Regions from separate parts of the Homo sapiens genome. Here region 1 is linked to region 2. A link is a loop called in an ENCODE intact Hi-C map of the cell type or tissue named here. Cell type or tissue: IMR-90. All regions are shown on one strand. Links, peaks and the distances in the headings refer to the core of each region. The heading gives the core; the rest is flanking DNA. Region 1 overlaps NFKBIL1 (NFKB inhibitor like 1). Region 2 holds the start of AIF1 (allograft inflammatory factor 1).

Region 1 (5,368 bases), core at 127-5,126, 53 kb after region 2:
AACCCGGGAGGCAGAGGTTGCAGGGAACCAAGATTGAGCCATTGCACTCCAGCCTGGGCAACAAGAGTGAAACTCTGTCTCAAAAATTGACTTGGGTAAACTAAGTGGTCTCATTCTTGGGGCTTTGTCTTAGGCTGCCAAGCGCTGCAGTAGACAGCTGAGTCACCATAAGAGGCCTATAACTAATCCTGGCCAGCTAATCTCAGAGAGTCATCAGTGTTCTTGGACACAACTTTTACTCATTCTTTGTTGACTCCCCATTATACTACTGTGCGTGATGTTCTAAATCTCCGTGCCTCTGATGTTCTTCACTCTCATCTATTAATATTTCATTGAGCTTAAGGCCATCAAGTGTGGATCTCACTTCCCTCTTTTTCCTTAATTTTGTTATATTTAATCTTTCCTTACATACTGACTCACAGTACTTTTTCTTGTTTCCAAGACTGATCCTTTTATCTGTACTCTATCCCACTTCCTCTATCTTTACTATATTCTCTCCCCACTTCTTGCTTATGTTTTCACTATCTCTCCCTTTCTTGTTTGTTTTTGGGATAGGCTTGCTCTGTTGCCCAGGCTGGAGTGCAGTGGCGCGATCTCGGCTCACTGCAACCTCTACCTCTCGGGTTCAAGTGATTCTCCTGCCTCAGCCTCCTGAGTAGCTGGGGTTACAGGCGTGTGCCACCACGCCCAGCTAATTTTTGTATTTTTAGTAAAGACAGCATTTCACTATGTTGGCTAGGTTGGTTTTGAACTCCTGATATCTATAGTCTGCCCACCTCAGCCTCCCAAAGCGCTGGGATTACAAGGGTGAGCCACCGCACCTGGGCTTTTTTTTTTTTTTTTTTTGAGACTGAGTCTCGCTCTGTCACCCAGGCTGGAGTGCAGTGGTGTGATCTCGGCTCACTGCACCCTCTGCCTCCTGAGTTCAAGCGATTCTCCCACCTCAGTGAATAGCTGGGACCACAGGCATGTGCCACCACGCCTGGCTAATTTTTGTATCTTTCGTAGAGATGCGGTTTTGCCATGTTGGCCATACTAGTCTTGAACCCCTGGCCTCAAGTGATCTGCCCACCTTGGCCTCCCACAGTGCTGGGATTACAGGTGTGAGCCACTGCACCTGGCCTATCTTTGTCTCTTTAAGCATCTTCATTTTACCTTCAATTTTATTTCTTGAAAATAAACAACAAAAAAGATCCTTCCTTGGAATATTTCTCCCTCAAATGTCCAGTCTATCTCACCTTCCGTTTTCGTGTGATGTCTCAAAAGACTAGCCCCCTTAACGAACCACTTTTTCAGGAACTGGTAAAATTTCCCTCAACTGTAAAATCTGTGGGTAGAACTAAGAGATGATTCTCAGTTATTCTGTGTTCACCATTCTGACCTCATGCCCACCACCTCCTTTTCCTCACCTCCCACTCATTCCTCAACCTATGTAAAGTGATTTCTGCCCCTCTATTAAATGGAAACGGTTTTCTCAAAATTTGTAATCGTCTAGTTCCTGAACCCAACAATCTTTTCAACCCTCATTTACTAGACCTCTTTGAAGCCTCAAACATGGCTGCCCTGTCTCTGCTTGGCATCCCCCGCCCCCCGTGCCCTGCTTCTCTGACTGCTCCCCAACCTCTCCTTTATTGGTTCTCTTCCTTTGATCATGCTCAGGGCTCTTCTGGTCACTCCGCCCCCTCCCTTGAAGATCCTGTCCACTCAAAGGCTCAACCTCTACTGGGAAGGGAATGATGCCCAAATCTGTTCCTCCAGACCCAACTTCTCTTGAGCTCCAGACCTGCTTTCTGGAAATCTCCACCTGAGAGTCATGCTGGTACCTCAAACCTTCATTGAGCACTTTATTACCCTAAGCAGGCATACCTATACATTATAACTATAATGTATAGTTATTATTTGTATACTGTCTCATTAGACTGCAAGTTCTATGAAGGCAGTGACTTTATTATTTATACCTATTGTCAAGCAGTGCCCTGCTCCTAATAGGTGCTTAATAATTTTTTTTTTTTTTGGATACAGAGTCTTGCTCTGTCACCCAGACTGGAGAGCAGAGGCATGATCTCAGCTCACTGCAACCTCTGCCTCCCGGGTTCAAGTGATTCTTGTGCCTCAGACACCTGAGTAGCTGGGATTACAGGTGCCCAAGACCACACCCAGCTAGTTTTTATATTTTTAGTAGAGACGGGGTTTCACCATGTTGGCCAGGCTGGTCTCGAACTCCTGGCCTCAAGTGATCCTCCCAAAGTGCTCCCACCTTGGCCTCCCAAAGTGCTGTGATTACAGGAGTGAGGTGCCTGGCCACCACCACCCACCTTTTGGACAGACGTTGAGAGGATTTGTGGTGTTAGGAAAAGGGCTGGTTAACACACAGTAGGTATTAATTCACAAGATGATGGCCGTTTTCTTACTCCTTGTCTGTACTGCAGCACTCACCTGTTCTCCCTCTTTTTCATCGTCACCTGGACCACTGCCCACAGGATGCAGTCCAATCTCTGACCTTGACTTTCTGTGGTCCTTTCTTCATCACATGTTCCCTCACACCTGTGCTTCTTCTCCCTCAGGACGCTCCTTTCCCAGAACATACTGCATTTTCTGACTTGTCAGGCTCGCTCAAGACGTGTTATTCGCCTATGGAACCTTTCCATCCACCTCCACCTAGTGAACCCATTCATTAGAGCAAGTTCAAATGCTGTCTCCTCAGAGGCTCCCTGGATGCTTTCAAATGGACTTAATCTCCCCTCTTTCTGTAATCATCTTAAAGTTTACTCATCATGCCTTGAATCAGTTAACTAGGTATGGGTCTGCCTCCCCACTAGATTGTAAGCTTGAAGCAGGGTTTAAATTTATCTTTGGGCTACATAATGCTCAGTTGACCTACACTGAACAGAGTCCCTCCCAGATCCTTTTCCTAACTTAATCCAAACCTGCCCCAACCTGAGTCCTCAAACTGACCCTCTTCAATCTCATTATTCTTTTCCAGGCCTGTTCCTCCAATTGAATCCCAATGCATCCTCCACTGAGACTCAACTCCTGGTGCCAGCTCTAGAGAGCAGAGATACACTTCCACCTACCCACTGTTTCATGGCAGGCACTGAGTCACCCCTTGGGAATCCCTGGCCCCTGTCCCTGCCCCCACCATGCTGGACAGGATGCCTGCTGCCTGCCCCAAGGGGTCAGAGGAAGCCAGGGCCTCTAGGGCTCAGTATTTTTATCAGCCTAGGAAACAAGAGACACAGAAGCGGAAACCATGTGGTCAGAGAAAGTGAACAGCCCTTATCTCAGGGGAACCCCCACCAGGGCTGGGGGCCAGACACCAGGAAGGGACGTTGAAAAGACTGTGGTCCGGTGGGCCCAGGTTTCAGGGCTTATTTTGCTTTGGTTTTATGTAACTCTTGCAGAAGGGGAAATGATGTGCTTAAAAACCAGTGAGAAATCTCCTGGGTGGAGGAGCAAATTTGGTCACCAGAGTTTTCTGTAATTTACTTCTCAACCTCCAGCTTAGGGATCCTAACCCCAACTCCCCCCAAGGCCAAACCTGGACTCTTTGCATGCCACTTCCGAAAAGCTCCAGCCTGTGAGAGGAACCGGACGCCAGGGTCACACACAGCTTGAAGTCTCTTCTCTGAATCACAGCAGCTTCCTCTCACAGGATCTTTCTCACCAGCCCTTCCCCCTCCTGCACCCTGAACATCTGCCTGGTCCTTCAGAGGCCTTGGTCTCTTCCGAACTTCAGGCTGTCTTATTCAAGGATCTCATGCCCACCCATGTTCCCGTGTTCCCAGAGGCGTGCCCTCCCTGTCTTCTACTGCCTTCCACTTCCACTCCTGGGATTCTCCTGTAGAGAACTGGGCTCAAAACCTGAAAGATAAGTTTCTGATTGATAAGATGCTCTGGTGTAACTATGCAGACAGTGCACTCACCAGCACATGTCTGTACTCTCCTTGCAGCCCTGTCCTTTCTTTTTGCCAAGTTCCCAGTTGTGTCCTGGGCGATGGTAGTGGGGTCTACCTATCTTAGTTTCCAGGGAGCCCCCCTCTCTCCTCCGTGGGAATCCCAGACTCTCCCTCCACCTCTCAGGACTTCAACTACTGGTTCTTGGAAAAGGAAATGTTTATAGGGAAGGCCATGCCTGGGCTGCCCAGAGATGAACTCAGGTTTAGGATGGGGCAGCAGCTGAATGGCGGAGATGAGGATTGGGGCCCTGGAGGAAGAGAGATACAACTGACAAGCTAGAGGGCAGAGATGGATGGAGCCAGCAGCCTGGCTGGCTTTGGGTGTGGAGCTCCAGTTGCCCAAGAACAGACAACCCATGTTACATAATTTTGCTCTTTCCACCTCCTTCCCCTGCTCCTAATTTTAGCAACTGAAATTCCACTCCCCCACAGGGCTCTTCCTCCAGCCATTCTGCTTGTATTCCCCATCCTCCCCCAGCCTCCTCATGGCCCCCCAGCGCCGGCTACCCCCAACTCGCTCATTCAGTGACTCAGCAAAGGGAAAGCCCTGTGTTGGGGGAAGGGGGTGTTAAGTGGGGAGGAGGATGTGGTTCAGCTTGGGGAGCCAGGGAGGGGAGGGAAACTGGTTTTGTTCCCCTTTTTGCCTCTGTTCGCATCTATTTCTCCAGCCACAGATTGCAGGGTGGACAAGACCCCAGTGTAGGGAGTGGAGTGAGACTGGATGGCAAACTGGGCCTTCTTAGGGCTGAACTGAGGGGGCATGCAGAGGCTTCTTGCCTCCAGCTCAGAGCCCGTGTTAGCGTGTGCGTGTGTGTTGCAGGTGTGTGGGAGCTGTGGGTTTCAGCAGGCGGGGCGGGAAAGGAGATGTCATGGGTGATGAAAACCACAGCAATGGAAAAAGACAGAGGAGACACTGGGAGTGAGATGTGGAACCAGGTCTTATTAGGAAACGGCAGAGTCAAGGAGCAGTGGTGGCGGCCCGCACCCCCCACCCCCACTTGTTACAACTTTCGCTCCCACCCATATCCTCTGCTGAGCAGCACCTGGCTCTTCCTTGTGGTCCCCATCCTTTCCCTTACCCTTCCTTCTGCCTCATCCTGAGGCTGCAGCCCCGAAGTTTCTTGCTTCTTCCCTAGGGTCACTTGAGGGCCTCTGCATGGCGATTCAGGGCCTGAGAAAGGGCTGTCACTGCTCCCATCACACGGCCCAGCTCCCAGGTCTCAATCTGGCTTCGGAATCGCTGCAGGAAGCGGTCAGGGTGCCAGCGGACCTGCTGGACCCTCAAGTACCTCCTCAGAGCCCCCTGTTCCTCCAAAGGGGGGCCCCTGGCCACCAGGGCTGCAGCCATGGCCTCTGGGTCCCCTCCCCCAGGGCAGGGCCAGGGCACATCACCAAATCGCCAGAGGCTGCCC
Region 2 (5,368 bases), core at 161-5,160:
CCTCAAGACCTGTCTCTCCTTCCCAAACCCAGGAAAAAAATCACCCAAATAAAAACTAAGCTGACTTGATCTGGAGGAGGGGGTAATTTATTTAATTTGTTGACTCTGGCTTACAATTTTGTCTTCTGTTTCCATATCTGGGTCATTAGAAGCCCCTTCAATCCCATCATCCCTTTTCCCTTCAAATCAGGGCAACTCAGAGATAGCTTTCTTGGCTGGGGGGCCTGTTGGCTTTTCCTTTTCTCTCGCTTTTTCCTCATACATCAGGATCCTGGTTGAGATGGGAAGAGGCACAGGGATCAGGGAACACTCCTCTCAAGGGAATAAATCATAGGGTGCTAGGAAAGGCTAGAAGGGGATGGGGATGTGAGGGTGGAAGGGGGAAGAGGAAGGGCAGGGGTTGGAGTTTCTGGGGACCAGGACTATGGATAGGGATGGGGTCGGGACCTTGGAAGGGTCCCTCTAAGGATGGAAGAAGGGATGATGGGCAACGTGTAGAAATGTTGAGCCTGTGGACAAGGGTAGGGATGGGGGAGGAGAAAACAGGTAAGTACAGGGGAGGTTGGAAATTGACACTCACATTTTTAGGATGGCAGATCTCTTGCCCAGCATCATCCTGAGAAAGTCAGGGTAGCTGAACGTCTCCCCGGAGCCACTGGACACCTCTCCAATTAATTTCTTTAGCTCTAGGTGAGTCTTGGGGACTCCAAGTTTCTCCAGCATTCGTTTCAGGGACATGATATCTGGGGGCAGAGGATGGGGATGGGGAGAAGGTGGGGAGACCCTCTCTCTCCTCTCCCACTTCCGCATCCCCATTCTCCTTCCTCCCACTGTGGTAGGTGGGCCCCCTCCCAAATCATGAGGAATGGAGCATGTAGGAGAGACCTCTGTCTTCTTAGGCCTGCACACCACCCTGCCCCCGCAAATCACCCGTTTCTCACCAATATCGCCATTTCCATTAAGGTCAAACTCCATGTATTTCTCTGGGTGAGGGGAGAGAGCAGAAGGGATAAGCGCTGACTGGAGGGTTTTCAGCAGGGGACTGAGGAAGGGGTTGCCAACCAACTGCTAGGTGGAGGAGACAACGTGGAAGGAGGAGGAGGGGCAGGCAGAGGAAGTGGGGTTGGGGAGTTGAGGGGCCCCGCTAGGGTGTAAGGAGCTAGAGGGGATGCTGAGAGAGGCAGGCCCGGGAAAGGGACCGCAGTGTGGCAGGAGGGCAATAAAGGCAGGTTCCCCTTTTGCTACCACAAAAGTAAACTTTTTATCTCTGCTGTTCCTGCCTTGTTCTTGTGGAAATCCTAACCCTCCTACCCCCAGCCCTGTCTCCACCGCCTACAGTTTCCCCCTCACCTTTGAAGCCTTCCAGTTTGGAGGGCAGATCCTCATCACTGCTATATTTGGGATCGTCTAGGAATTGCTATGGAGGGGAAAATAAGAGCCAGGGTAGGCCCTCCCCATCCACGCCCCATCCCCCTGGCTCTGCCCCCTTAGTTCTTCCTTCTACCTTGTTGATCTCATCCAGCCTCTCTTCCTGCTGGGCCTTCAGCAGTCCGAAAGCTTTTCCTCCTGTGGGGTGAAAAAAATTAATCAGCCCTCATCCCTCCCTTCCTCTCCTTACCCTGACACCAGCCCGGGCTACCCTAGGCCAGCTGACTGCCCTCCTAGCCCACAGCCCAGGTCTGTCCATCTCATTCCTCCGATCTAATGCCGCTGCCTATCCCACCCTCCCTACCCTGTAAATCCCTGGTTTGGCTCATAGCTCAGCAGATGCTGGTAGAGGTGGGGAGACAGACCAAGCTGGAGGCCTCTGTCTGCAGGCTCTCCTTCTCTCCCACCAGTCTTCTCAGAAGCCTTCCTCCCAAACTTCCCCTTTCCCCTCATTCCTTCCTCCTCTGCCTCCCAGACCTCACTTCCCCATCAGGTTCTGCTGACACTAGCACCCCAGGAAGGAGGGGGAGCCTGGTGTGAAATGCAGATTAGAAAATAACATTCTCCCAAATTCCTCTTAAATGAGAGCCCAGTGTGCGCATGAAACAAATATTTTGATAAGCCACTGGAGGTGTGCAGGAAGGGCAGGAAGACACCAGGGATATTTATTCTCAGGAACTAGTATTTTTGAACAGGTCCAAGGTTCAGGTAATGATAAGACCTTGCATTTTGTCAGGTTTCATGAGTCTGGGCAGGCAGCTGTGGATAGGAAGACAAGGAAGGGCTGGCTGAATTTTTCTGCTCTGTAGATCGGAGAAGAATCTGAAGTCTGCTGGCAGCTCCAGGAGGGTGACAAGATGGGCACAGGGTTTAGAAAGGGAGAGAAACCTCACTCCCAGCCTGGCAGCTCCAAGGAGGCCCTTAAAAATATGGAAATGTCTAACAAAACATTTTAATTTGTTTGCTTTAGAATGTGCAACGTAACCCTCTCATCTTATCTCCTTTGAAATCTTTAGTAAAATCTATAGAGATCAGGAATTTAAGAGTTTAAGTAGATTCTTTGGAGGAACTGAAAGTGGTACTTAAAGAAACAGCGTTTGTGGACAGAAGAGCCAGGGAGTGAGGCTGACATCAGGTTTGCACACTGCACGTGCGTGCACACATGCAGGCATGTTTGTGTGATGGTGGTGCTGGTCACTGTGGGTTCAACAGAGTGGATGATAGCCTCTGACACATGCCTCCCTAGGCATAACCTTTATCCCCTCTGTCACTCTGTTTGGCCAGTCGCTTCTTGGAGAGGTGAGGACAGCACATTTCCCTCATTGAGATTTCCTGGTCCAAACTCCCTGCCCAGGGCTCCATCTACCCTGCCCCGGCATTGATGAAGACACCTTTCCTTCTCCCTTCCCCCCAACATATTTCCTTTTCTGTAGCTGGGAGTTTTCACTTCTCACTGCCCTCTCCCTGACCCAAGCCAGGTAGGGGAGATGCTGGAGTGGCCTCTGGCTGCTGCTGCTGCTTTTTTTTTTTTTTTTGAGTCGGAGTCTTGCTCTGTCGCCCAGGCGGGAGTGCAATGGTGCAATCTCGGCTCACTGCAACCACTGCCTCCTGGGTTCAAGCAATTCTCCTACCTCAGCCTCCTGAGTAGCTGGGACTACAGGCGCCCACCACCACGCCCAGCTAATTTTTGTATTTTTAGTACAGATGGGGTTTCGCCATGTTGGCCAGGATGGTCTCTATCTCTTGACCTTGTGATCCACCCACCTCAGCCTCCCAAAGTGCTGGGATTACAGGCATGAGCCACTGCACCTGGCTGGACTCTGGCTTCTTGACTTCCCTTTATTGCAGCTACATTCTCCTGCTGCAGAGAGAGCTGCAACCCTGTACTCCCAATGTTCTCAGTGCCTGCTGGGAGGAACTCACTTCTTTATTCATACGTTCACTCAACAGATATTTACTGAATGCTTACTATATGCCAGACATGCCTCTAGGCCCAGAGAACCCAACAAATGAAAACTCTTGTCTTCATGGTTGATCTAATTGGGGAAGGCAGACAATACAAATAAATAAGTATATTAAAGGTGCTAGGTGGCCAGGCGCAGTGGCTCACGCCTGTAATCACAGCACTTTGGGAGGCTGGGGCAGGCGGATCACAAGGTCAGGAGTTGGAGACCAGCCTGACCAACATGGTGAAACCCCATCTCTACTAAAAATACAAAAATTAGCAGGGCCTGGTGGTGCGTGCCTGTAATCCCAGCTGCTCAGGAGGCTGACGCAGGCGAATCGCTTAAACCCGGGAGGCAGAGGTTGCAGTGAGCTGAGATCGCGCCATTGCACTCCAGCCTGGGCAACAGAGTGAGACTCCGTCTCAAAAAAAAAAAAAAAAAAAAAAAAAAGGCGCCAGGTGCCTATGGAGGAAAACAAAGTAGGGAAGAGGGGACATAGGAGTATTATTGCCAATGGTCCCCAGTTTTTTGTTTTTTGTTTTTTGTTTTTTTTTTAAACGGAGTCTCACTCTGTCGCCCAGGCTAGAGTGCAATGGCTTGATCTCAGCTCACTGTAACCTCCGCCTCCTGGGTTCAAGCGATTCTCCTGCCTCAGCCTTCCGAGTAGCTGGGATTACAGCCACCTGCCATCATACCTAGCTAATTTTTGTATTTTTGTAGAGGCGGGGTTTCACCATGTTGACCAGGCTGGTCTTGAACTCCTGACCTTAGGTGATCTACCCACCTCGGACTCCCAAAGTGCTAGGATTACAGGCGTGAGCCACTGCACCCAGCTTTTTTTGTTGAGACAGAATCTCGCTCTGTTGCCCAGGCTGGAGTGCAGTGGCACAATCTCAGCTCACTGCAACCTCTGCCTCCCGGGTTCAAGCGATTCTCCTGCCTCAGCCTAACGAATAGCTGGGATTACAGGCGATCACCACTATACCCGGCTAATTTTTGTATTTTTAGTAGAGATGGGGTTTCACCAAGTTGGCCAGGCTGGTCTTGAACTCCTAACCTTGTGATCCTCCCACCTTGGCCTCCCAAAGTGCTGGGATTACAGGTGTGAGCCTGACTTGTCCCCAGTTTTAAATATGGTGGTCTGGCCAGACACGGTGGCTTACGCCTGTGGTCCTAGCCACTTGGGAGGCTGAAGTGAGAGGATCGCTTGAGCCCAGGAGATCAAGGCTGCAGTGAGCCATGACCGTGCCATTACACTCCAGTCTGGGCAACAGAGTGAGACCCTGTCTCAAAAAATACAATAAAATAATAAAATAAATAGAGTGGTTAGAGAAGCGTTCTCTGAAAAAGTGATATTTGAGCAAAGATTTCTTTTCTTTTTTTTGAGATGGAGTCTCACTCTGTCACTCAGGCTAGAGTGCAGTGGTGCAATCTCCACTCACTGCAACCTCCACCTCCCGGGTTCAAGTGATTCTCCTGCCTCAGCCTCCAGAGTAGCTGGGATTACAGGCACCTGCCACCACGCCCAGCTGGCTAATTTTTTGTATTTTTAGTGAGACGGGGTTTTACTATGTTGGCCAGGCTGGTCTTGAACTCCTGATCTCATGATTCGCCCACCTCGCCCTCCCAAAGTGCTGGGATTACAGGTGTGAGCCACCACGCCTGGCCGTTTGATCAAAGATTTTAAGCAAGCAAAGGAACAAGCCTCTGTCTTCCTAGGCCTGCACACTTCCCCAAATCACCTTTTTTCACTGATATCTCTGTTTCCATTCTGGTCAAACTTTATGTATTTCTTTGGGTAAAGAGAGAGAACAGACAGGGTAAGCACTGGCTAGAGGGTCTTTGGCAGAGGATCGAGGAAGGCATTGCCAACCAAGTGCTAGGTTGAGGAGAGGATGTGGAAGGAGGAGATGGGGCAGGCAGAGTGGGCTTGGGGAGTTGAGGGACCATGTAAGGTGGATATACGGCTAGAAAGAAAAATACTTATTTTTTTT

The links. Hi-C counts contacts between places; a loop is a spot of excess contacts. Peaks named below come from ENCODE experiments on the same cell type or tissue, not always from the same donor. Only the 100,000 strongest peaks of a DNase experiment are listed, where the experiment ranks them.
Region 1: a loop joins it to region 2, with 5 times the contacts of the local background. A loop is called at or near these places in 4 of 110 quality-filtered maps.

The regions. Positions count from the first base shown.
Region 1 is chr6:31,558,338-31,563,705 of GRCh38, reverse strand. It overlaps NFKBIL1 (NFKB inhibitor like 1), which reads right to left. Exons shown (of 4, transcript NM_005007.4): 4 at 4,877-5,368. The coding sequence ends at 5,095. LOC100287329 (a long non-coding RNA gene) reads left to right here. Exons shown (of 2, transcript NR_149045.1): 2 at 2,984-4,135. It also overlaps a transcript of LTA not described here. Among named protein-coding and RNA genes, the nearest start is that of LTA, 11 kb to the left of the region's middle. In IMR-90, for the core only: no CTCF peak of the experiment used is centred there; a DNase peak (open chromatin) is centred at 175; H3K27ac peaks cover 328 bases.
Region 2 is chr6:31,611,719-31,617,086 of GRCh38, reverse strand. It overlaps AIF1 (allograft inflammatory factor 1), which reads right to left and starts at 1,853. Exons shown (of 6, transcript NM_001623.5): 1 at 1,733-1,853; 2 at 1,505-1,566; 3 at 1,351-1,417; 4 at 942-983; 5 at 581-743; 6 at 72-271. The coding sequence starts at 1,757. The coding sequence ends at 187. RefSeq lists enhancers at 587-1,087, 1,088-1,588. In IMR-90, for the core only: no CTCF peak of the experiment used is centred there; no DNase peak of the experiment used is centred there; H3K27me3 peaks cover 408 bases.